Linked DNA regions of Mus musculus: all the other regions are linked to region 2. A link is a loop called in an ENCODE intact Hi-C map of the cell type or tissue named here. Cell type or tissue: gastrocnemius. All regions are shown on one strand.

Region 1 (4,000 bases), 210 kb after region 2:
TGTGGGACAGGACCTATCCCAGATGTGTGAGGTATGGCTTCAGCCACATCCTGTGCTTTGGACGTTGGGTTCTCGAGGCCCATTCGCATTCAAGTGTTCCTGAGGTTTCTCCTAAGCGGGAGCCACACTCCAGCCTTTGCCTCCTCTCTGCCTGGGAGCCATCCCCTCCTCCCCTTGCTCTCTGCTCATCTCTTAGGAGGTCCCTTTACCCTGACTACTCTCTCTTCAGCCCTCAGCACCCACAATGTCGGTCCGTTTTCCTTTCCTATCCTACACATCACCTCTAACACATTTACGGTGGCCATGCCCTGTAAGTGTTACCACGGAGAGAACCTAAATAACTCCCCCTAATTTCAGTTGTTCTCTGTTAACTTAAAAAGCTACTCACTGTGAAGGTCACACAGTGTAGCAATGCAGTGTTGGTCTTCCAGTTATAGATTGCAACTGACCACAGTTAAGAATGGTTGCCTGGGTTACTTTTTTTTTTTTTTTTCTAAACATCCTGAAGACTGAAAGCACTCTTCAATCCAGCCTTGGATGAGTGATTGGAGAGAATAAAGAGGCCTGCCTCTGTCTTCAGACAGTGTTGCATGCAGATATATGGGACCATTTGAAAACACTTTGGTTCAAAAGGATAATACGGGGTTAACTTGACCTAGAGCCCACCCCCCTTTAAAGTCACCTACAGCAGTGGTGACTACAATCATCAGTCCATGAAATTAGCAAAAAGGGACAGCACTGCCTAACCCTGAGTCCTGGAAAGTCCTGACTTTGTCTCAGAAAACATGACCACTACTGTCAGCCAGCTCTGAATTGAGAAGCATCTTTGGCCACTGAATAAAGATCTCTCTTGCCAATGGCTTGTGGTGGTGGTGGTGGTGGTATGCCAGGAACATTTTTCCAAGTTTCCGCTGTGCCTCTCTTCCCTGAACTAAAAGGCTGTGTCCGGCCAGGCATGGTGGCACATGCCTTTAACCCCAGCACTTGGGAGGCAGAGGCAGGCGGATTTCTGAGTTTGAGGTCAGCCTGGTCTACAAAGTGAGTTCCAAGATAGCCAAGGCTACACAGAGAAACCCTGTCTCGAAAAACCAAAACCAAAACCAAAAAAAAAAAAAAAAAGAAAGAAAAAAAGAAAAAGAAAAAAGGCTGTGTCTGTCTTCCTTGCACTATAAACACCATGAAGGAAGGGTCCCTTGTTTTAGCCACTGATGGGTTCCTACAGACTGGAACGGTTATAGCAATTACCAATGGTGGAACCAAAGGAAATATAAACTAATACTTGTGGGAAGGAACACTTGGATGGGGGATCAAAAGGCCAGCCTTCGCTGGGAAAGTGGCGTGCATACAGTTGAGTCTGAAGGCATTTAACGGCAGTATTTAAAACACTTGGAAATAGATGGGAACCAAATACTTCCAGGCGTGTTGGCTAACTCCCCCACCTGCTAGCTGATCCTCTCCTGGATTTCACAAGTACAAACCGACATAAATCCAAGCAAACCAAATAGGACCCAAATCCTCACTGAGTCAAAGCGGTCGTCTTGCCCCTCTTGCCTCACTGCCGAACCTTCCTCGATGCTTGGGGACCTCAGACTGAACAGCGACATCGCCAACGCGCTCGAAACCACCACGTGCGGCAACCGTTGAGTCCGTGCTCCTGTAAGGGGCGCTGTGCGCCTGTGCTGCGCCGAAGTCCCCTGATCTGCCCAGAAACTCGTGACGCTTACTCTGCCTCTTAACAGGATTGGCTGAGAGGAGAAGCGTGAACAAATAGCTTAAAAAGCTGGGTGCTTCGGAAGAAGAGTAGGGAAGCCATCTCCTGCTTCGAAAGGAGTGCGGATTTGTCTCTAGACAATCGCTACTGAGCGAGGCTTGGTGATGCAGACCCATAACCCTTGCTTATGGGAGCTGGTGGCAAGAGAAATACCAGTGCAAGGTCATGCCTTGATACTTGGGCTGTTGGTAGACAATAAGCTAGGTGGGGACAGACAGTAAAGTCAACCATGCCGCACTAAGCTCTTTAGACAGGCTTTCCCAAAAGTTACCGGCGTTTAGACTATGTAGAGCGGTGGGGTCCTTTACAGGCAATCCTGCGATCGCGTGATACAGCAAAGCAGGGCTGTTCCCAAAGTCGGGATGGAAGGGAAGGTGGAAGCGCCTCTCCTATCTCAGACTCAGCTCAGAGTCCCTGAGAGTTCTGAGAAGCCCAGAGAGCTACATTCTGAAGTCCCCTGATGAAGATAAGTGAGGACACTCGGGTTCGTGGATGGAAGTGTTCTGATTTGCTTTCTCGGGGAAAAGAAATGCCAGAGGATTGGCTAGGGTGGCCCATGCAGGAAGCCAGTTGGATGGGGTGGAAGACATGCTGAGGAGCTAGGAAAGATTTGGGAAAACAGAAGTACGTGATTCAGAATGGGGGTGGGGGTGGAAGATGACGGTGGTGTCGAGAAAGAGAAAGCTCTAAGCTGTTGTCACCACCTTGCCTTTTACCCCTAGCATGGACTCTAACCCTTCGAAACCATAAGGCCAATTAAATGGGTTTTGTTTGTTTGTTTGTTTTTAAAGACGGGGTGTCTTTGTGCAACACGGCTTTGTAGACCAGGCTGGCCTTGAGCTCACAGAGATCCACTTGCCTCTGTCTCTTGAGTGCTGGGACCAAAAGTCTGCACCCCCCACATGCAGTTTAAGTGTTTCCTTTTCTAAATTGCTTTGGTCATCACATTTTGTCACAGCAATAGAAAAATAGCCAATATCACCGGAAAACAGCTTTAATGTATGAGCTATGTCTCCATCCCTGCAGCATCCTTTTTACTGACCATGTAACACTGTTTCATGTGCATTATCTGATTCTCTGTTGTCAGACACTGATGCTGTTACATGATATAAAGAAAACACTAGGACCATAACAGCAAGCCTTGGCTCTACAGAGCAGCAAGTCAAACTTGGCTGACCCCACAGAAGATTCACAGGCCAGTTCATGCAGGCTTAGCTTTCCTGCTCTTTGAACAAAGGAGCCCCTCCCCCACCTTCTGGAGACAGGATCTTATTATGTACACTGTAGCCAATAATGAAACTGACCTTCCACTTCTCTGGCCTTCACCTCCCAAGTGCTGAGATTACAGGCATGCATGACCACACCCAGCTTTATGTGGTGCTAGGGATGGGAGGCAGGGCTCCACGCATGCTAGGCGAGCACACTGCCAACGCCGTTATATTCCCCAGTCCAGAGCAAAGAAGCCGATATGACACGCTAGCTTAGGAGTAGAAGAAAACATCTGGCAAACACTGATGGCAGAACCCAAGCAAAGCTGTAAACGTTACAAGTCATTTTTTCCTTCCAAAAGAGCCTTTCCAGACTTCATAAGCTCCTCTTTGCCAAGCCTTTGTCACTGCAGCCCCAGAAGCCAATTAAATGAAGTTTCTTGGGATGTTCCAGGATGGGAAGCTGAGCTCCTAGGACCTAATTCCATGTTCTTTTACATCAGCTCTGGTCCCTCCACTGTCTGCAGATTCTATACTTTAGATTGCCTGTTAGATTATGTATGTAAAGACTGTGATCACAGAAGAGTTGTGTGTGTGTGTGTGTGTGTGTGTGTGTGTGTTTGTGCACTTTCAGGGCTTTAATTTTCAAATGGCTTCCACTAAACAGGTGCTCTGAACCAAAGTCACTTGAAGGTGCCTTTCTGGAGACAGACCCCCCTCCCCCATTCTCTCTGCCCAGGAGGTCTAGTTCTTAGGTAACTGAGCCTTCACTCTGCCCAGACAGTCTTAGGTAACTGATCCAGACCTTACTTTTCATATAAGTAATTCATGCTGGCTTTGGTCTCGAGACCCTGCTTCCCTGACATTTTTGGGACCTGCTACCATCTCTGAAAGCTCAAAAGCTTTGTGGCACACAAGTGAGATCAACCCACCTACAGGACAACTCTTTATTGGACAAGTTAACAAAAGCAGTTTAGTCAAAAGACCAAAGCCTATGTCATCTTTGGCCAGCCTGGTCTAC
Region 2 (4,000 bases):
CCCAACACACCCCTAATCCCTACCTATCATATACTACCTCTTTGCGGTTTTTTCCCCCCCTAGGATAACCTTTTCTCTTCAAAAACCTGAAAATTCCAACGGGCTGTCAAAGGAGCAAGCCAGGGGAAACAGAGAATTTGCTCCGGTTCTCCCGTGGCCCCACATAATCTGGGTTGGCTTCAAACTCACTAGGTAGCCAAGGATTACTTAGAACTTCGGATCCTGTCTCCACCCCCAGGGTGCTGGGATTTCAGGTGTGAGGCAACACATCCAATATTGGGAGGGCTGGAGATGTAGCCCAGTACCTCTCTCGCAGACTATGCAAGTGCTGTACCAACAGAACTACACTCCCAGCAACTCCCTTTTTCTACTAGAATAATAAGCTACTTTTTCCTTGAGCACTGAATGTTTTGTCTTTCCTATTATAAACAAGTTCTCCCTCTTCCAACTCAGAGGAGGGCAGCTTGGGACCCAGTGACCAAACAACTTATTGGGCTCATTAGTTCTGATTAATAATCCACACCCTTAAATAGACCTTGGAGTCCTCAGCCCACCTCCAAAGAGTTGTGACACATGTCCTCTCAAGCTTCACCAGGCCACATCTACAAAGGTCACATAAACACATGTGACACGAGAGGCCCGCATGATTTCCTTATAATTTTTGGTGAATGAGTTGGCTGTTGTTCATCCCGAGAGGAACGGATGGCTGCTGGACATGACTTTCGGGGAATTCCTGAGGGGCAAGGCTAGGGAAGAAAGGGGCCTTCGGGCTGGATGAGGCACAGCTGGAGGACCCTCGTCAGTGAACTCTAAGGCTGCGTCTCAGGGTCGAATTTCCGCCAGCTGCTGAAACCCTTGCTCTGCTCTAGAGGTCGCTTAGACAACCCTTGTAAGTGGTGGCCGGCAGCAGGGAGACGGAGGGTTGTGGGCAAGCCTGGCGCCTCGGGTTCTTCATCGGGCGAGTGGGACTTCCTGTGGGGCAACATGTCATTTTCCCTTGGCTTGCGAACAAGCTTCTTCATTCAGAAGCACAGCGTCCACAAATACCCAAAGCCAAGAGTTGGTCTTCGGCTTCTAGCGCCCAGGATAGGAGGCAGCTAGAAGCTAGCACCGCGTTGGCCTCTAACCCCACCCTCCCACTCTTACCACGCCCACAAAACAACATAGGCTCCTCCCCATCCAGGCAGTGACTCCGCCTCTCACAGCCCCCGCCCCCGGGACCGCCCTAAAGCCCGCCCCGACCGGAAGAAGCCGGGACACAAGGCACTTATAGGGCTGGGAATGGGGGTGTCGCCGCCGCCCAGTCAGCTCCGTGTCCACCGATCCTCCGCCGGTGCCGCGCTGTCGTTGCGGCGCCCCCGTCCAGCCCTCTGTTCGCGCGGGCTCCAGAACCGGCCGGCGGGGCCCGGAGTCAGGGCCACGTCCTGCCATGCCGGCCCGGTGGCTGTTGCTCCTGCTGGCGCTGCTGCTACCGCCGCCCGGCCCCGGGGTGAGTAACCAGGGGAGTGCGGTGCGGGGACGGGCCGGCTCGCGGCCAGAGGAGAGTCGCGCGGTGGCGGGGGCTGGCGTCCGAGCCGGGCCGCAGCGGCGGGAGGCCCGGCGCCTGGGCTGAGGCAGCTGCGGGAGGCTTGGCGGTGGGAGCTGCGTCGGCCGGCCACACACTGGCGTCCGCCTCCGGAGGCGCCTCCGGGGCCAGCGCGGCCGAGGCAGACCGCGAGCGGCTCCACGGCCCGGGACGCGCGCGACTCGGAGCTGTCTCCCAAAGGCCGGGCCCTGGGCGCGCTGCCCACCTGCCCCGCGGTCTCCACAGGTGGGCGCCCGCACTGCCGCCGTGGCCGCGGATGGACACCCGAAGCCGGGGGAAGCGGGTGGTGGACTGGAGTTTTGAGTCTTTACTCGAAAGTTTTTTGTTTTGTTTTGTTTTTAAATGAGACTTTGGAAAGCGTTTGAAGCCGGGAATGGGCACGGCGTTTTTAGCCAGCCGCCGCTGGTTTCTGCCTACCTGACCCGAAGGTTTCTTTGTATTCGGAGGCAGGGGGCTTCCTACTAGTAATTTTGCTAGACAGTGAAGGTGTCATTAAACAAGTTAAGCTGTGGGCATTGGATCCTTTTAAAGACCCGGTGTGTGGGCCAGAGTTGTACTGCAAAACTTAAAGCTGTCTCACGTGCGGGGCCGTCAGAAACGTCTTCGCTTTTTTTTTTTTTTTTTTTGAGAAGAATATCGGTTTATATTTATTTAACTCTTTATCCACTCAGGATTTGAACACTTTGGCTAAAGAGGACATTTTGTAGGCGGACATGGCTATTTTCATCTTCTGGTTGGAAGAACTGGGGGCTTTAAAATTTTTTTAAAATGCACTTTTCAGGATGTGGGCATGGTACACTTGTGCTGGTTCTATTTAATGACCTCTTTGAAGGTACCGTGTTCCCTTTAATATGGCATATCATGTACCAGGTGTCCTGGTGGAAGACTGACATGTGTGGAGACCCGCGGGCCAGCCGCGGCCAACTCTTTGAACTCTTATGCCTTGTAGGTAAATAATTGTCTGTGCTCTCAGAATAACAAATTAGAATTTAGAGACTACTGAAGTATTAAAGAAGGTCTACTTTTTCAAATTCAAGTTGGTTTGTTTTTTTCCAAACGGAAATTTATATGCGTTTTCTTCATGGTAGACCCTAGGTGTTTTTTGTTTTTTTGTTTTTGTTTTGTTTTCTTCTTCTTCTCCTAATTAAAAAGAAAAGATGTACTTTTCACAACTAGGACCAGGTTTTGAACTTGGGCGCTTCACCTTGGGTTGATTGATTGCTGCCTGGTATCTGCTCACAGATAACGAGTATAAACAGAATGACTGGATGTTTCCCATGGAGCTCGAACGTTTCATAGTTTCCCAGCCGAGGTGGACCCGGTTTCCTTCTGAACAGCTTTGCATTTCTTCTGCTTTTGCTGGATTCTAGTGTTTTTGTCACTCAGCAGCATAGGAGAAGGAGCCAGCAACGATTTAGCTTTAGTTTTAGTTCATGTATTTTCAAGTCCTGCTTAGAAACGCAGACTTGTCAGAGTTCACATAAAAGATTCCAGGCCCTTAGCAAAGGTTGTTTTACTGTAACTTTTTTAGTCGAAAGGTTGGCTTTTACTTTTCAGAATTTTCTTCTAATAAAAGATTTCTTTAACTCCAAACATAGTAAGATAGGATTTTTAAGACCTGAAGTGGAAGTCAGAGCAGAATTCATACTTAGAGTAGACAGCAATGACGCTGGGCAAAGCACAGCAGCTGTTACATCAGATAGCCCAGTCTAACTGAGAACTTGCTAGCTGTATCCTCAGGCAAGTTATTTTTTTTTTTTAGGGACTCAGTTTCCTGATCTGTGAAATGGGGGCAGCTAGTGCGTGGGAGGGAAGGTACTTGCACATACGAGCTGGTGTGTGTGTATTCTCTTCCTCTCCCTGCCAAAGTGCCTTTTACTCCTTCATTGTAAGTGTTGTGCTTTTATGGTTATTTTGTTTTGACCGATGGAGTAGCTTGTGCACTGGAGGCAATGCTCTGATTTTCAGGGAGTGTGTTTTTTAATTGAGCCTGACACTGACTCAGTATTAGTTGACATTCGAGGCTACAAGACCCAAAATGCAGTAACATCCTTATTAGTAAGCACTGGAGGCTGCTTTTGTCAATCCAGAATGTGCTTAATAAGTTAGTTACATTCTAGAGTTTTCCCTTTCTTCCCAGACCCTTATCTTATACCTAATGTGGGTTAATTTTACATGGGCACCACTTCAAGATTGGCAGCATGTGAGACCAAATGCGTTTGTTTAAAAAAAAAAAAAGCTCAGCGAAGATATATCAAGTTTATTTAGTCGGTATTTGGTTTGATGTGGGTTAAGGAAAAGTCCCTGAGAACCAAGGACTGTAGATGTAAGAAACACACTGTGCCTCAGAGAGAGAAATCTCAACCAGAAATGCCCTTGTTTATCCTTTTCCTTGATAGCTATCATCTGAATGAA
Region 3 (4,000 bases), 200 kb after region 2:
TAGCAAGCCCTCTAACCCAAAGATTCCATGGGCTCCCTAAAACAGTGTCGCCAGCTGAGGACCAAGCATTCAAACATATCATGTGTAGGGGGAATTTAGAATTCAGAGCATAGCACATCTCTTAACCAGGGGCCCAGTGTCCAGAGCTGCCTGCTGCTGAGGTCAGAATATCTGACCCTTGTCTGTCTTGGGAGTAGAAGTCTCTGGCTTTCTGACCAGTAGGACCAGCAATGTTACAGGTGATTCTGAAGTCAAAATGGCTGGAATCCTTTCGAGGCCATCATTCCAGGGTGTAGGGTAGTAAGTTTGAGGCTAGCCTGGGCTACACAGGGAGACTTTTTTCCAACACACACACACACACACACAGAGAAAGAGGGAGAGAGAGAGAGAGAGAGAGAGAGAGAGAGAGAGAGAGAGAGAGAGAGAGAGAGAGAGAAGAGTTTGGTTTTTTGGTTTTTTTTGTTTTGTTTTTTGGTTTTTTTGAGACAGGATTTCTCTGTATAGCCCTGGCTGTCCTGGAACTCACTCTGTAGACCAGGCTGGCCTCGAACTCAGAAATCTGCCTGCCTCTGCCTCCCAAGTGCTGGGATTAAAGGCGTGTGCCACCACGCCCGACTGAGAGAGATTTTTAGAACATGGTAAGTGCCAGGTTAAGGAGAGTAATTAATGGCCTTTTGAATTGCACTAGCAGGTGAGTTCTCTTTTCCCAAAGCAGGAAGCCATTTAGCCTGGTCTTAGTCTTCCCATGTCTTCTTTAGTGTGTCCTGAAGAGGTAATACAAGTGCTACAGATCTCGCTGATGACCTGGTAGAAGCTTCCTCCCCATGCGCCCCCACCCCATTTGGCTGAGAGATGGCTCAGGACATGGAGGGACCTAGTCTAGGCCTGGGTAAAGGTCAGTGTTGAGTTTTCAGTTGCTGGTGTTGTAGTTTCATTTTGTTGCCCTGATAAAACCAGATGAAAAGCAACTTAGGGAGGAAAGGGAATTGTTCAGCGTACAGGTTTCAGTCCTTGACTGGGGGAGGGCAGGGCAGAAACTGTGAAGAGGAGGATAGCTCCTTGCTGGTTTGCTCAGACTGGTGCTTAGACAGTTTTCTTATGCAGCCTCGGATCACCTGCCCAGGGAATAGCACCGCCCATGGTGGGATGGGCCTTCCTACATTAGTACATAAATAAGCCCGCCCCCAAGACAGGCCACAGGATAACCTAATTGGGAAAAGCCCTTCAATTGTGACTCTCTTCTCAGGTGACATTAAGCTGTGTCAAGTTTTGACAGTTAATTGAGATACGGGACATTTATACCCTTTCTGGGGATGCCCTGGTCCCAAACTTGAGAGTTTACCAAGGAATGGAGTTCTAGCAGAATTTTTTTCCTGTCCTTTGTCTTGGAAGGAATAGTGCCAATATTATTAAGAATTGTCTTTGGGGTTTTTCAAAGTCTAGGCTTATGTACCAGGTATGGTGGCACACAACTTTAATGTCAGTACTGAGAAGACAGAGGCAGGTAGATATTTTATGTATTAAAGGCCAGTATACTCTTCATAGCAAGTTTCAAGCCACCCAGGTTTACACTGACAGACCCTGTCTCAGAAATAAAACAAAAGGTGTAACTATGGAAGAGAGACACCAGTACTGTCTTATTTAGGGTTTTTATTGCTGAGATGAAACACCAAGACCTAAAAGCAAGTTGGGGTTTATTCGGCTTATATTTCCAGATCACAGTCCATCATGGAGGAAGTTAGGACTCAAGGGCAGGAACCTGAAGTTGATGCAGAGTCCATGGTGGGGTGCTGCTTACTGGCTTGCTCCTCATGGTTTGCTCAGTCAGTTTTCTTATAGAACCCAGGACCACTGGCCCAGGGATGGCACCACACACAATGGGCTGGGCCCTCCCCTGTTGATCACTATTTGAGCAAATGCTCTAGAGCTGGACCTCATGGAGGCGTTTCCTCAACTGAGGCTTCTTCCTCTGTAATGACTCTAGATTGTGTCAAGTCGGCACACAAAACCAGCCAGTACACTAACCTCTGAAAGATGTCACATGGAAAGCCGGGCCGGAGTCAGCAGGATCATCTCAGATACCTGGCAGCTCGCCCAACAGGGGCCTCGCAGGGCCATCTGGTAACAGTGGCACCATGTGGCAGTGAGAAGTCACAGCAGTCTAAACCACTAGCTCCCCTTGCTGGGCCTACAAAGCCAATGTCACCGTCAGCGTTTGGGTTTATGTGCCCTAGGTGGCATCTGCAAATGTGACTGCTGCTGACCAAGCCTGGTGCAGCTAATCCAAGACAGTAAGACTGCTGAGGTCCCTGGATTAAGGTGATCTGTGTATCCGTCTTAAATCTGCTTCCTAATGTACTTTCCCACATGCTAACCTCGAGAAGATGACTTGGAGAGGAACGACCAAACTCGGTGCGGAAATTGGCATTGCGAAGGCCTTTCTGGGAATACTGATTTACAAATTTGAAATACATTCTAGGTCCTGAGTTAAGACTTTCTCTAAACAAACCACACTTTTCTGGTCATAGAAATGAATGTGCCTTCAGTTTAGACCTGGGTTCCCCCTAAGGCCCATGTCTTAAGGGTTCTCCGACCATGGCACAATTGGGAGGCCATGAAACAAGATGGCACCTAGTGAAATGTCCAGAGGGAATTTAGAATTCCAGCCCCTTTGTATTTCTCTCTTTGCTTCCTTCTTCCATGAAGTGGAAGGCCCCCTCTGTGCTTCCAGCAGAATATACTGCCTCTACACAAGCCCAAACAAATTGAAGACTTGGAAACTATAGTGGAAATCATTCTTTCTTGTGGGTTGACATACCTGATATTTGTCACAGCAACAAAAAGTGAGCACATTCCTCACAGATTCTAAGTTTGTAGAAGCAAAGACAAACACTTTGTTTGCCACGGGGCCTCTGTTACCTTGTATGGTGAAACCAAAGGATAATTTTTTTAAAAAGATTTTATTTTTATTTTTAAAATTTGGGGGGGGGTGAGACAGGGTTTCTCTGTGTAGCCCTGGCTGTCCTGGAACTCACTCTGTAGACCAGGCTGGCCTCGATTCAGAAATCCACCTGCCTCTGCCTCCCAATATTTATTTTTATTTATATGAGTACACCGCAGCTATATTCAGACACACCAGAAGAGGGCATCGGATCCCATTAAGATGGCTGTGAGCCACCACGTGGTTGTTGAGAACTGAGCTCAGTCAGTGCTCTTTACCTCTGCACCATCTCTCCAGCCCCCAAAGGATGATTTTTACACCAAATCCTTAACCTCAGATTCAGGATAGTCCAGGAAGAAAGGGAGACACCCTTTGGTATCTGATGCTGCGTCATTTCTAGCTAGTATCTGCAAGGTGGAAACTGGGCATGAGTGTGAGCTTTGGTTTTGAGAGCAGGAAAAACAGGCCACTGACTGGAACTGAGACATCGCTTGCTGTAGGCTAGCTGCTCACATTACCAACTAAAAGCTATCCTCAAAGTTCTGAAACGCAACCATTTATGCTTAACATAACACAAGCTTCACTTACGATAACGGGAAAAGAAACTCATATTCACAAAGCCTATTTTATTTTGCCACAGCTAATATCTCAGTAGACATTTCATGACAGCTCTGGAGCAAAGACCTGGCTTGATGTACTTCAAGCCATCATCTAGACGGACAGTCCTTCCAAAGGACAGTGAAAGAAGCTGAGCTGTTACTGCATAGGGTGAGCCAGTCACAGAGAATTCCGGTGACAGAACAGAGTCCCATCTGTGTGTTAAGCACACTGCCGTGGGGTTGAGTACTTCCATTCTAGGTGGGACTCTGTGGCACCGACAACGATGAAAACAGGCAATTCTTGTGGAGGGGGAGAGTAAACCTGGGACTCCGCCTCTAACAGAAAGGGATTCGGAGTGTGGCACCCTAAGACCGATTTCATGGAGATAGTCTATCTTCTACATTAAAGCTGCCCTCCCAAAGTTAGTTCGGGTGTGATGGTACACACTTGTAGTCCCAG

The links. A loop is a pair of places that touch in the nucleus more often than their neighbours do. Peaks named below come from ENCODE experiments on the same cell type or tissue, not always from the same donor. Only the 100,000 strongest peaks of a DNase experiment are listed, where the experiment ranks them.
Region 1: it touches region 2 in a loop (2.0-fold over the local background); 4 of 42 quality-filtered maps call a loop at or near these places.
Region 3: it touches region 2 in a loop (2.1-fold over the local background); 4 of 42 quality-filtered maps call a loop at or near these places.

The regions. Positions count from the first base shown.
Region 1 is chr11:106,274,314-106,278,313 of GRCm38, reverse strand. Tcam1 (testicular cell adhesion molecule 1) reads right to left here and starts at 1,592. Exons shown (of 8, transcript NM_001379686.1): 1 at 1,521-1,592. In gastrocnemius, a CTCF peak has its summit at 1,654; a DNase peak (open chromatin) is centred at 1,692; H3K4me3 peaks cover 796 bases; H3K27ac peaks cover 1,750 bases.
Region 2 is chr11:106,485,106-106,489,105 of GRCm38, reverse strand. It overlaps Ern1 (endoplasmic reticulum (ER) to nucleus signalling 1), which reads left to right and starts at 1,310. Exons shown (of 22, transcript NM_023913.2): 1 at 1,310-1,489. The coding sequence starts at 1,430. In gastrocnemius, a CTCF peak has its summit at 1,833; DNase peaks (open chromatin) are centred at 252, 1,226 and 1,738; H3K4me3 peaks cover 2,337 bases; H3K27ac peaks cover 2,227 bases.
Region 3 is chr11:106,287,690-106,291,689 of GRCm38, reverse strand. It overlaps Tcam1 (testicular cell adhesion molecule 1), which reads right to left. Exons shown (of 8, transcript NM_001379686.1): 8 at 3,553-4,000. Among named protein-coding and RNA genes, the nearest start is that of Gh, 12 kb to the left of the region's middle. In gastrocnemius, a CTCF peak has its summit at 2,141; a DNase peak (open chromatin) is centred at 2,098.